3 separate regions of the Mus musculus genome follow, and regions 1 and 3 are each linked to region 2. A link is a contact called in ENCODE Hi-C or POLR2A ChIA-PET data. All regions are on one chromosome and are shown on one strand. Each heading gives the region's core, a stretch centred on a gene start or an enhancer-like site at or near the end of the contact. The rest is flanking DNA. Distances are from core to core; before and after follow the strand shown.

What was found. Hi-C counts contacts between places; a loop is a spot of excess contacts on that map. ChIA-PET counts read pairs that join two places held with the same protein, here RNA polymerase II (POLR2A).
Region 1: a map of heart shows a loop between it and region 2 (4-fold over the local background). The contact joins the promoter of Tbc1d19 here to the promoter of Rbpj in region 2. A Hi-C loop is called at or near these places in 1 of 37 maps with a recorded cell type or tissue (heart). POLR2A ChIA-PET finds 5 or more read pairs at or near these places in 1 of 5 experiments (embryonic stem cell).
Region 3: POLR2A ChIA-PET joins it to region 2 with 10 read pairs in embryonic stem cell. The contact joins the enhancer-like site here to the promoter of Rbpj in region 2. POLR2A ChIA-PET finds 5 or more read pairs at or near these places in 4 of 5 experiments (Patski and embryonic stem cell).

Annotation. Positions count from the first base shown.
Region 1 is chr5:53,807,969-53,811,594 of GRCm38, forward strand. It overlaps Tbc1d19 (TBC1 domain family, member 19), which reads left to right and starts at 1,659. Exons shown (of 21, transcript NM_144517.4): 1 at 1,659-1,890. The coding sequence starts at 1,792.
Region 2 is chr5:53,589,040-53,592,417 of GRCm38, forward strand. It overlaps Rbpj (recombination signal binding protein for immunoglobulin kappa J region), which reads left to right and starts at 1,447. Exons shown (of 11, transcript NM_001080927.2): 1 at 1,447-1,685. The coding sequence starts at 1,666.
Region 3 is chr5:53,448,923-53,452,320 of GRCm38, forward strand. No RefSeq gene overlaps it. Among named protein-coding and RNA genes, the nearest start is that of Gm40304, 96 kb to the right of the region's middle. Within about 2 kb of position 2,094, at least 1 of the 3 ENCODE cell types and tissues checked has a DNase peak (open chromatin) inside an H3K27ac peak, as active enhancers do.

The DNA.
Region 1 (3,626 bases), core at 409-2,908, 220 kb after region 2:
GGTGTCCAATCTCACTGAGTTCCTATTGTCTAGCTGCTTTTGTCCCTTCCCTATTTAGAGTTTGCTCTTGGATCCCAAGCATTTCAATCTTCAGGCCACTGTCAGCAATTCAAATGAACAGATCTCACTGGAGGCCTATTGAATCTGAACTCGAGTTTGATTTAACAAAACCTCTTGTGACTCTTAAGCTCATTAACGTTCAATGTAATTAGGCTAAACTAGCCTTTTCAGCATTCTCAGCCTGTTTTCCTGAAATTCTACTCTTGCTGTGCTTAAAAAATATGTATACACACAAAACCAAAATTAATCCGTAAGTATTTTGGTGATATTATTCTAATGTGTATTCTAATTATTCTATTATTCTAATGTGTATTCTAATGTATAATTACACCTTAGGGCGTTTGCTGACCTACTATTGGCCTTTGGATTAACGTTCAATTAGTTAAATCAGTTACTTCTAATTATAACTATGTTTCATATATTTCCTTGAGGACACAAACTGTATTTTATTAAATATTTGTGCTCACACAGTTCCTTGTATGTAAATGCTCGATAAACTGAAAGTTGGACCATGTCTAAAAGATGGAATGAATGCATAGAAATCTAGATGGTAGATTTCTTAAAGACAAGGACAGTCAGGATCTTAGTCATTTTAAAATTAAGAATACTAAAAAAAAAAGTATTAGTAATTGTTGTTGGTTAATTTGTATGTGAAAGGAGACTAATACCAGGATATGATTGTAGATTCTAGAACAGCAGTTCCCAAGAACCACCCTTTCACAGGACTTGCTTAAGACCATTGAAAAAGGGCTGGAGAGATGGCTCAGTGGTCAAGAGCACTAACTGCTCTTCCAGAGGTCCTGAGTTCAATTCCCAGCAACCACATGGTGACTCAAAACCATCTATAACCATATGACAGTGTACTCATATACATTAAATAAATAAACTCTTAAAAAAGACTTCCTTTAAAAAAAGACCATTGAAAAACACATATATTTATATGTGTTTCATAACAATAGCAACATTACAGTTATGAAGAAGCTGCAAAAAAATTATGATTAGGGTTCACCACAACATGAGGAACTGTATTAAAGTGTGGCTGCATTAGGAAGATTGAGAACCACTGCTGTATAAAGCCTAGAGAATAGAAACAGTCGCAAAGGAAACAAGCGTGCAACTTCATGAATTGCTTCTTACCTCAGCCAACTATCAAAACATCCTGCCAATTGGTGTAAATTGAATTCTGCAATTTAAATACATCGCTTAAGTGCAACAGCTAGTATCAGAGCCCATAATTTTGGGGTGTAACCAGCAGCAATTGTGTTCACAGGCGTGTTCTGCAGAGATTGACTGGTGGAAGAGTTAAGAATCTCTATAATACAGAGTCTATATAGTAAATTTCAACACACACACACACACACACACACACACACACACACACACACACACACCACCTCGTTCTCGGTTCTTTTTTGCACATCTGAAACTTTGTGGCTGCGGAAGAACAAGCTTTTGTTCTGTGTTTTCGATCAGACTGGGTAGGAACAATGAAATCTACTTCCCGGCCCTGGTCTCTTTCCGCCCTCGGAACGCATGTGCGAGGTCTTTCAGATGCGGAGGGGACCAGAGAGGGACGGACGCACGGCCCAGCAGTTGCCTGGCAACGCCCGCTGGAGGAGTCCCGCCGAAAAAAGGTCCGGGAGAAGTGTCAGCGGCCAGGAGTGGGACCCTGCAGCGCATTCTTTCCTTGCCGGCGGCCGTCCCCGCGGCTGGCGGGTTAGGGCAGGGGAAATGTTGCAGGAGGAGTCGGACCTGTCCCTCATCATTGCCCAGATCGTCCAGAAACTCAAGGGCTCCAATTTGTATGCTCAGCTGGAACGGCAGGCCTGGGTAAGCGGGGCTGATGGGAAGCTATGGAGACCGGCAGGCCGCAGGATGACCTGCCTGCTACACTGCCTTCACCCAGGCCAGAGCTTTTTGCTCTCTCCACCCCTTTCTGCTGTTTTAAACCCCTCCCTGAGCCTTGCACCTTGTTTGCTCAGACCCAGGAGTGAGGCAATTGTATTTTTTTAAAGATGGGTGGGGCTCATCACGCCCTTCTTCAGGCCAGAGAATGGCCAAGGCTTCTCCCGTTTATTCTTGTAGTCGTTTAAGGGACCTATTTTTTATTTTTTAGATGTTGGACTCACGAGCAGCATGCCTTCCTTCTTTTTTACTTTCTCGTGGATGGATTGGGATCCCATGTGCTTTATTCTAATGTGTCACTTTGTTGCACTTTGCTCTCCCTACAGTGATTTTTTTTTTAATGTGCCCACCTAGCGTTTATTGAATTCATTTAAACAGACTCGGCCCTGCGAGTAGACAGAATAACCAGTAGAGCTTTACTGTATGAGAATGTAGTGTGAATGGAATCCTACAGTACCAAAACTTTTGTGGATGCTTCTGTCCCCGTTAGGATTTTGAGATCCATCCAAACTTGGTATTTTAGTACTTCTGTTCCCATTAGTTTCTCTAGTTAGTACTTACCTGGTGGATATTTAGGTTGTTTAGAGATTATGGATAATGCCAATATGTATATTCTGTGACTTTATCTTTATCCCATGGATTGTCCAGAAAATGTATTGTTTAGTTTTCAAATTTGGGGAGATCTTTCCAGTTTCTTCCTTTTGTTGATTTCAAGTTTAACTCCAGGATGGATAAAATTTATATTATGTTAATTCTTTAAATTTTGTTGGAGTATTTTTTTATTTTTAAGATTCGTAATTTGTTTTCTCTTGTTGAACATCCTTTGTGTACTTAGTAAACATCTTTTTTTTTTTTATAATTTAGAAATGTCAGTTAAGTAGGTTGAAAGTTTTGTTTAAGTGTATCTTTACTGAGTGTGGTATGTGATGATTAATCTTGTTTGTTGACTTAAAACACCTGAGAAGAGGAAACCTTAATTGAGAAATTGATCTCCTAAGCTGCCTCTGTGGACATATGCACGGGGCATTTTCGTGATTCCTAACTGAAACAGGATGGCTGAGCCCACTGTGGGTGGTACCATCCCTAAGCAGGCAAGCCTAGGCTATATTATCAAGGTACTGAATGATGAGCCTGGGAGCAAGCCAGAAAGCAGATCCTCCAGGGTCTCTGCCGTAGTTTCTACCTTGAGTTGCTACACTGGCTTTTCTCCGTGATAGGCTGTAATTTGTAAGACAAATGAATTCTTTACTCCCCCCACACCCAGTTGTTTTGGGGCAGTGCTTTATCATAGCAACAAAAAGCCAAGCAAAATGTGGTGCTTCAGTTAGCATATATAGGTCATGAGTGAAGCAAACTCTGAGATTTTCCCTGTTCCCTTCCTTACACCCTAGACTGCACCCAGCCTTCTGTTACTTCTGGTTAGAGTCTTGGAGCATAGAGAAATTGCCTCAATATTTCTACTACCTCCCAGCTTCACAAGTCTCTCTGCCTATGTGTCCCTTTCCAAGCAATAGGCTGATTTAGTCTGTGCTAGCACCATGGTAGGTGTGGGAGCTTCTGATTCTACACTATTAGTTCATATACCTTATCTGTGCAGGGTCCTTATTAGCCCTGGCTTTTATTTTTCTTTGTTTTGCAACTAAACTCAGCCTTGTATCTGT
Region 2 (3,378 bases), core at 197-2,696:
GTCTGTCACATTTCAGGAAAGTACCAGGCTCGGGAGGGCGACAGGAAGCCTCCCCGGCGCGTGCGTGAGTGTGCCGGGGCGGCCTCAGCCCGCCGCTCCCCGCCACGCGCCCACCGCCCCGCCCCGCCCCGCCTCGCGGGCGCCTGTCGGACCCTGCCTTCCGCGTCCCGGGAGCCGCACGGGACGAACACCTGTCGGGGCCCCGGCTCTGCGCGATGTAGGGCGCACGCCCAGCCGCCCGCGGGGTGGGTAGGAGAGCGCGTTCTCGCGAGGCTTAGGAAATTTCCCACGGCCCGTGTTGTGTCTGAGCCGAGCGGTGGAAGGCGCTCGGGAGGAGGTGTAGCGTGAGACTCCGGCTGCCCGCATTGCGCACATGCGCAGTGGCGCGAGCGCGCCGCGCCAATCCTGCGGCGCTCCGGAGCGGGTCTCGGGCGGGCTGATCCAGTTCTCCGGGTTTTTTGTGGCTCCCTGCGGGAGGCAGGCAATGCAGGAGCTGGGAAATCTCTTGGAAAGCAAAGGGCCGGGAAGGGGGGGGGGGGGGAGCAGGGAGGATCAGCAGGTAGGGGACCGGAGGGACAGGTCTCGGGCCACCACCTGCCGAGAGGTGTCCCAGGCAAGACAAGCATCGGGCGACAGCATCGGGCCACCGCCGGAGGAGCTGTTTCTAGGCAGTTACCTACACGTCTGCACCCACACCTACATCCTGCAAGCTGGCTGCTGCCATGAGTTCCCCAGGCAGTCGGAGCTGGGCGGGTAGCTCGCTCCCAAGTGCCCGGGCTTGTAGTGGTGGCTCTGGGGACAACCATTCGGGGCTCTGACGTGTGGGTGCAAAGTGAACATCGGGGGGTTAGGGGGGACACCTTTGCGCGAGGCTGACCTCGGGATGACCCCAGCTCGCATCGGGGAGAAGCGGCGAAAGGCACAGAGCTTATCCCCTAATGCTTTTCCCCTGCAGAGCTCTTGGGAAGGGTCAGCTCACGCGGCGATCACGCCTGTCTCGCCGCGTGTGCGGGTCGTGCGGGAGCAAATGAATGGAGACAGTCGCTGGCAGGTCACCGGGGACCGGGGCTCTGTCCCGATCTCCGCCGCTCCGGCACCTGATACTGAGATTAGCATAAGGGAGGTGTCCAGTGAACGTCGGAATGAATGAAAAAGGCTGGGAACCCGCGGCGAGCGGGAAGCCACTTGGAAAACACCCACTCGAGGAGGCGTCTCCTCTAGGCCTGTGAGACGCTCGCATTTTCCCAGGACCCCTCCTCCCGGCCCCGGGGCCCCGCCTCCTGACCCCTCCAGTCCCGGTCCCCGTAGTAATGCCCTCCGGTTTTCCTCAGTCTCCACGTACGTCCCCGAGGGCGCGTCCCAAAACCCGGATAACCGGAGCGCTCCCCATGGACTACTCGGAGGGCTTGTCCGCGGAGGAGCGGCCTGCGCATGCTCCATCGGCGGGGTAGGTTTCTAGGGAAAGGCAGTGAGCAGATCCCTTAGTCCGCGGGCGGCGCGAGGCGGCTGGCTCCCGGCGGCGGCGGCGGCGAAGCGGGGAAAGACGGCGCGGGGGCCGGGTGGCAGCGATCGGCGAGGCCGAGGGAAGGGGCGGGGGAGAGGAGCAGGGAAAGGCGGCGGGGGGAATCTCGCGAGGGTTGGAGTTTTGGCGAGAGTTTGTGGAAGATGGCGCCTGTTGTGACAGGGTAAGTCTGAGGGGGCAGCGAGTGCTGGGAACCGGGAAAGTTGCGGGCGTCTGACCGCCGGCGGCAGGCGGCGGGCCGGGGCCGCGCGGCGCGCCGGGGCCTCGGGAGGCGGCGCGGGGCGGCGACGCGATGGCGCGGGCCGGTGCGGGGCTCGCCCGTGCGCCGCGGTGGAGCGGGCTCCGGGCGCGTGAGGGCGGGCGGTGGCGAGGCCGGCGGCTGCGGGCGGAGTGCGGCCGGCGCGCGGGGCCGTAGGCACCGTGCCCGGCGCGCGCCCCCCTCGGCGGGCCTGGCGGGGATCCCGGCGCAGCTTTGTTCCCCGTGCGTGGCCCGCGTCGCCTGTCCTCCCAGCCGCTGCCCTGGGCGCCGGAGCGCTTTGTCTGTGTGCGCTGCCCCCCGCGATTCTGCCCCCAGCCCTTTGTTTCGCCGCCTTAGGCTCTCTGTGGGAGCCGCTGCGCGCCCCGCATCCCGTCTGCACCTCCACTCCGCCCGCTGTCCCTCCTCCCGTGCCCCTTTGTTGTATCCCTCTCTTCAGTAGCTGGGTGACCTGCCATAGCCCTGGCACCAGATTACTGCCGTTCTCTTTCTTCCATTGTCTTTCTCGTGTGTATCCCCTCTCACCTTTTTCTCTTTGGTCCTCACCCCCCCCCCCCAAGGCTTTGTCTCCCCTATGTAGTGTCTCATTCTCTTAGCATCCCCTTCCCCTCGCGTCACTGCCTGATTTATCCGCTGCCCACTGTGTCTGTCTGTTGAACTGTCTCAACCCCGGGGACTCCATCTGGTGCTTCTAAGTGCGCACAGACTCTAGGGTTTGCTTTTGTTGTTTGAGTCTGGGAGATGCTTGAGATACTTAAGTTTGCTCCTTCCGCGCCCCTCCTTTCTTCCTTCGCACCCATTTCTCTCGGGATCACACCCCTACCCACCCCTATGCGCCCCTCTCTTGGGATTAAAACGACCCCACTTTTCTTTGCCATCTTTCTGGGCCCGTGATTGTTTTGCTTGGTAAGAGTAGCGCTGGAAAAGGATCTCGATTTCTTGATGGTTATTGCCGTCCCCATCATTGGCTTCTGACGGCCCCAGGCCAAGGGCATCCGCAGTAGCCTTGCACCTGGGTTACCTGAGGGCTAATGGAAGGGTATATTTTAAGACTGTTAGAAGTAGGCTCAAAGGTACTTCCCACCCCCCCACCCCACCCCCTGTTGGTGATGGAGAATAGTTTCAGATATTCGCAGTGGATGTGCGTTTGATGTGAATAGGAGGTGAGTGAATTTTGATGTTGTAAACTTGTGAATGTTGGGCTGATGAAGTTTATCTTTTTTTTTTTCCCCTGGAATTTGTATCTACAGTTTTAATGACTTTTCGGAGACATCTGGCTTGGGAATTTGATCAATGGCTTGCTTCTTCATAATTTAAATGAGTTTACCATTTATGGTTGTTTGAATTTGCAGTTTGAGTGTGTAGTTTGTGATTTTTACTTCTGTGGATGTGTGGCAACTCCTATTCCGACGTTGGGAATCAGGTGCCAAAGAGCAGAGTGTAGTTTTGGTTTGATGAATACTGCTTTGAGGATCTTTGTGGGATACATTAATTACGGGCAGTCTAAAGACTGGTAGCTTTCAGTTTGGTTATCTTAAAAGGTACTTCCTTATGTTACTTGAGCATTAAGTTGTTTTCAGCTCTTATTGTTATGGTAATG
Region 3 (3,398 bases), core at 844-3,343, 140 kb before region 2:
TGGTGTGTCTGTTCTTAATTTCCTTTCTTTCTCCCCATTCTCTCTTTCGTTCCTATGGTACAGAAACTCATCTTGCCCTTCATCACTGAGCTTCAGCACATTTAATCTCTTTATCTCTCTTATCCCCGCTGCTCCTCAGGGTCTGACTATGGCTCGCTCATTTTTAAAGATGAGAAAGCATAGGTTTTGAAACCTAAAATCACTGTGTTGGCCAACAAGTAGTGGATTTGAGGTTCCAAACTAAGTTCTCTGACTGTCAGAACCATCTTCATACATACACACACACACACACACACACACACACACACACACACACACACATAAACACACACGGGGGGGGGGGGAGAGAAGCCTTTAAAAAGACTTTTAAAAATCTTCATTGCAGATGATCCTGGATTACACAAGAACAGTTCCATATTTGCATATGTTATATATTAGACATATTTCCTCCTTACTCCCCCCATTTATTAGTTGGTGCAAGGGATGAGATTTCACCTCTACTTTAGGGCTGAGGATATAGCACAGTTGGTAGAATGCTTGACTTGCATAGATGGCTCCATCCCCAACATCACCAAACGAAACTGCCTGGATTTGTCTGGCCGAAAATCTCCTTTCATTCACATTTTTCTATATTAGCTTTTTTTTTTTTTGAATTAATGAAAAATAGTCTAAACATTGTATCTTACAACAGTGCTCCCATGGACCCACCGGGCACTTCTATTCTCTCTCTCTAGGTCACTGGATAGTAAGGTAGAGGCTGAGAGCACGTCCAGGGCTCAACAGCTCCATAGCAATGCATCCTGACTTAGGGTGTGTGAGTTTGTGTATACTCTTCCTCTCTGTGCCTCTGATTCCCATCTTCACAGACAGTGTTGACATAGATGAATGAAGAGAACCAGAGCCCTTGCAACAGGACTTGGGAAATGTCACACAAGTATGTGCCAACCCATGTGTCCATGGCCTTGAACCACATTCTCCAGGTACTGAAGCTGCTCCAATATGGAATTAGAGACCTATACAGTTGCTCAGTGACAGGCACAATGCATGAGTGACCACAGTGTCACTGAAGGGTTACTGTGTGTGGCCTTTCAGTTCCACATGGCAGTAAACCTGCACCGAACAGACCTTGGCAGAAATGTGATTTTTATAAGGGTGCCTGACTCAAATATGCACGGCCTGGTTCAGGTGGTCACAGGGTGAGATCAGGATCAAACTCATGTTGTCTCTCTAGAACTGGTTGTCTTTCATGTGTTGATTCCACTCTAAGGTTTGCACTCCACTCATGGTCACAAGATGGCTGCCAATAAGTGCCGGAGTTATCGCGTCTTCCCTGGAGGCTCAAAGGCTCCATCCAATCCAGTCCCATTTCTACTAATTCTATAATTGTCTCCAACATCCTGATTAGCTGGGTGTGTGCCAGCTGCCACCCCTGAAATCCGAAAAGAGCCACAGAGTGAAGAGAGTGTTTAAACAGAAGTCATACTTCTAGTCCCAGCCCCAACTTCCAAAGTTTGCAATGTTTGCAAATGTCCAAGGGACATTATTATACAGAAAGGTCTGTTTACTTCTTCCTAATACCTCTGAATAGCCTGCCTCCTCTTTCTGTCCCAATAATGAGCACCAGGGACCCAAGGCAATGTTGACCCACTGCTCCAGGCTTCAGGCTTCAGTCATCTTGTACACACACACACACACAGACACACACACGAGAGAGAGAGAGAGAGAGAGAGAGAGAGAGAGAGAGAGAGAGAGAGAGGGAGGGAGAGAGAGGGAGGGAGAGAGAGAGAGTTCCTGACCATGTCTCAATGTGGGAGAAGAAGCTGGGAGCAGAGGCCCAGGAGGGTCCATGTTCACAAGACCTGAGTTTGGGAACTGACCCATGCCCACGATGATGGGGAATGCCTGAGGGGAGCTCTTTTAGACAGCTGACCAGAAAACCAGAGCAGTTTGCCTAGCTCAGAACCCAACTTCCTGTGAGAGGCAGTCAGAAACTCCAACCAAATAAGGCCCCAAGCTGGGTGGGAATCTGATCACCGGGTGTTTATATAGATTAGAAGGTCTCCGTTGACTCTCAGCTTAACTCTCCCAGGCTTTGCAGTTCATCAAAGCTCAATGTTCCGTTTCATGATGTTCCTTGCCCACTGCTGAGAAGCTCTGTCAGCTCTTAGAAGGGAAACTTCCCCGTTCGGAGTACGTTTCCCCTGTCCTGAGCCCGAAAGCACCAGTTGCTAGCGGCATCTGCTTAGGAGCAGTGCAGGAGCAGCCAGTTCTTGGAACAGCTGCGGAGCACTCAGGGCTCCCAGCAGGGAGCTAAGAAGAGCCAAATGAAACCCAGAATGATGTGCCAGCACACACAGGCCCCCAGAGGTGGGTCTATTCATGGGAAGCTCAATTCTGTAGCCCCATAACCAGAGTGGACTTGTGGGAAGTACTCAACTTCTCACACACTGGTCAGTGGTCTTGGGAACTGCTGGTGAGAGCCAGGGATTGATAGTTTTTTTAAAAAATGATCCTGGAGATATGGGTTTTGCCCAGCGCAAGGTCACACAAGCAACTTCTACACTGAAGACTTCAAGTTGGGGAAGAGCGAGTGGGTGATGAAGGATAAATCTCAAAGGGCATGCAATTGTCTCATCCCTTCACAGTAAAAGCATTTGTGGTTCTCAAAACAACACTAAGGAAAAAGGAAAGACAAACAATAGCCTGAGAGAAAATACTTGCAAATAAAACTCATGGGATCGTGGAGTAAGGGCACACAGGAAGCAACTCGATAAGAAAAAAAATTCATGGTAATGAAATGAGCAGTAGAAAGTCAGACTCTGTGGGGTGTCAGCCATCTTAGATAGCATAGTCAGGAAAGAGTCTCCCGTAATAAAGCTATTGTCCGTGAAGCAAGGCCAATCACAGAGGATCCAAATGGAACGTTCTCCATAAAACAACAGCCAGTCAAAGGCCCAGAGAGGAGGCAAGGGCATCACACTTAAGTGAGCTTAAGTCTTGATAGGAGCAGGCCCAGGAGGTCTGGTCCTCTAGGGGACTGTGAGCCAGAGCAGCAGTCTGTCCACAAGCGATTGCATCACGTAAGCATGTGAGAGGCCTGTACTCACTGCCATGCGGAAGGATGAACCACACAGAGTTCTTGGTTGCAAACGGTAAAGCTGAGTCACTGGTTTTGTGGGTCAGCGAGGGGACTCAGTGGGTAAAGGCGCTTGCTGCCAAGCCTGGGGAAACTGAGTTCGATCCCCAGTACCCACACAGACAGAACTGACTCCTCTTGCAAACTGTCCTCTGGCCTCCACAGGCATGCTGTGACATAAGCCCAAGCGCGCACACATGCGCACAAGCATCCATGCACGCACACAGAGAGTAAGATAAGTATAATAACTTATTCCCCAAAT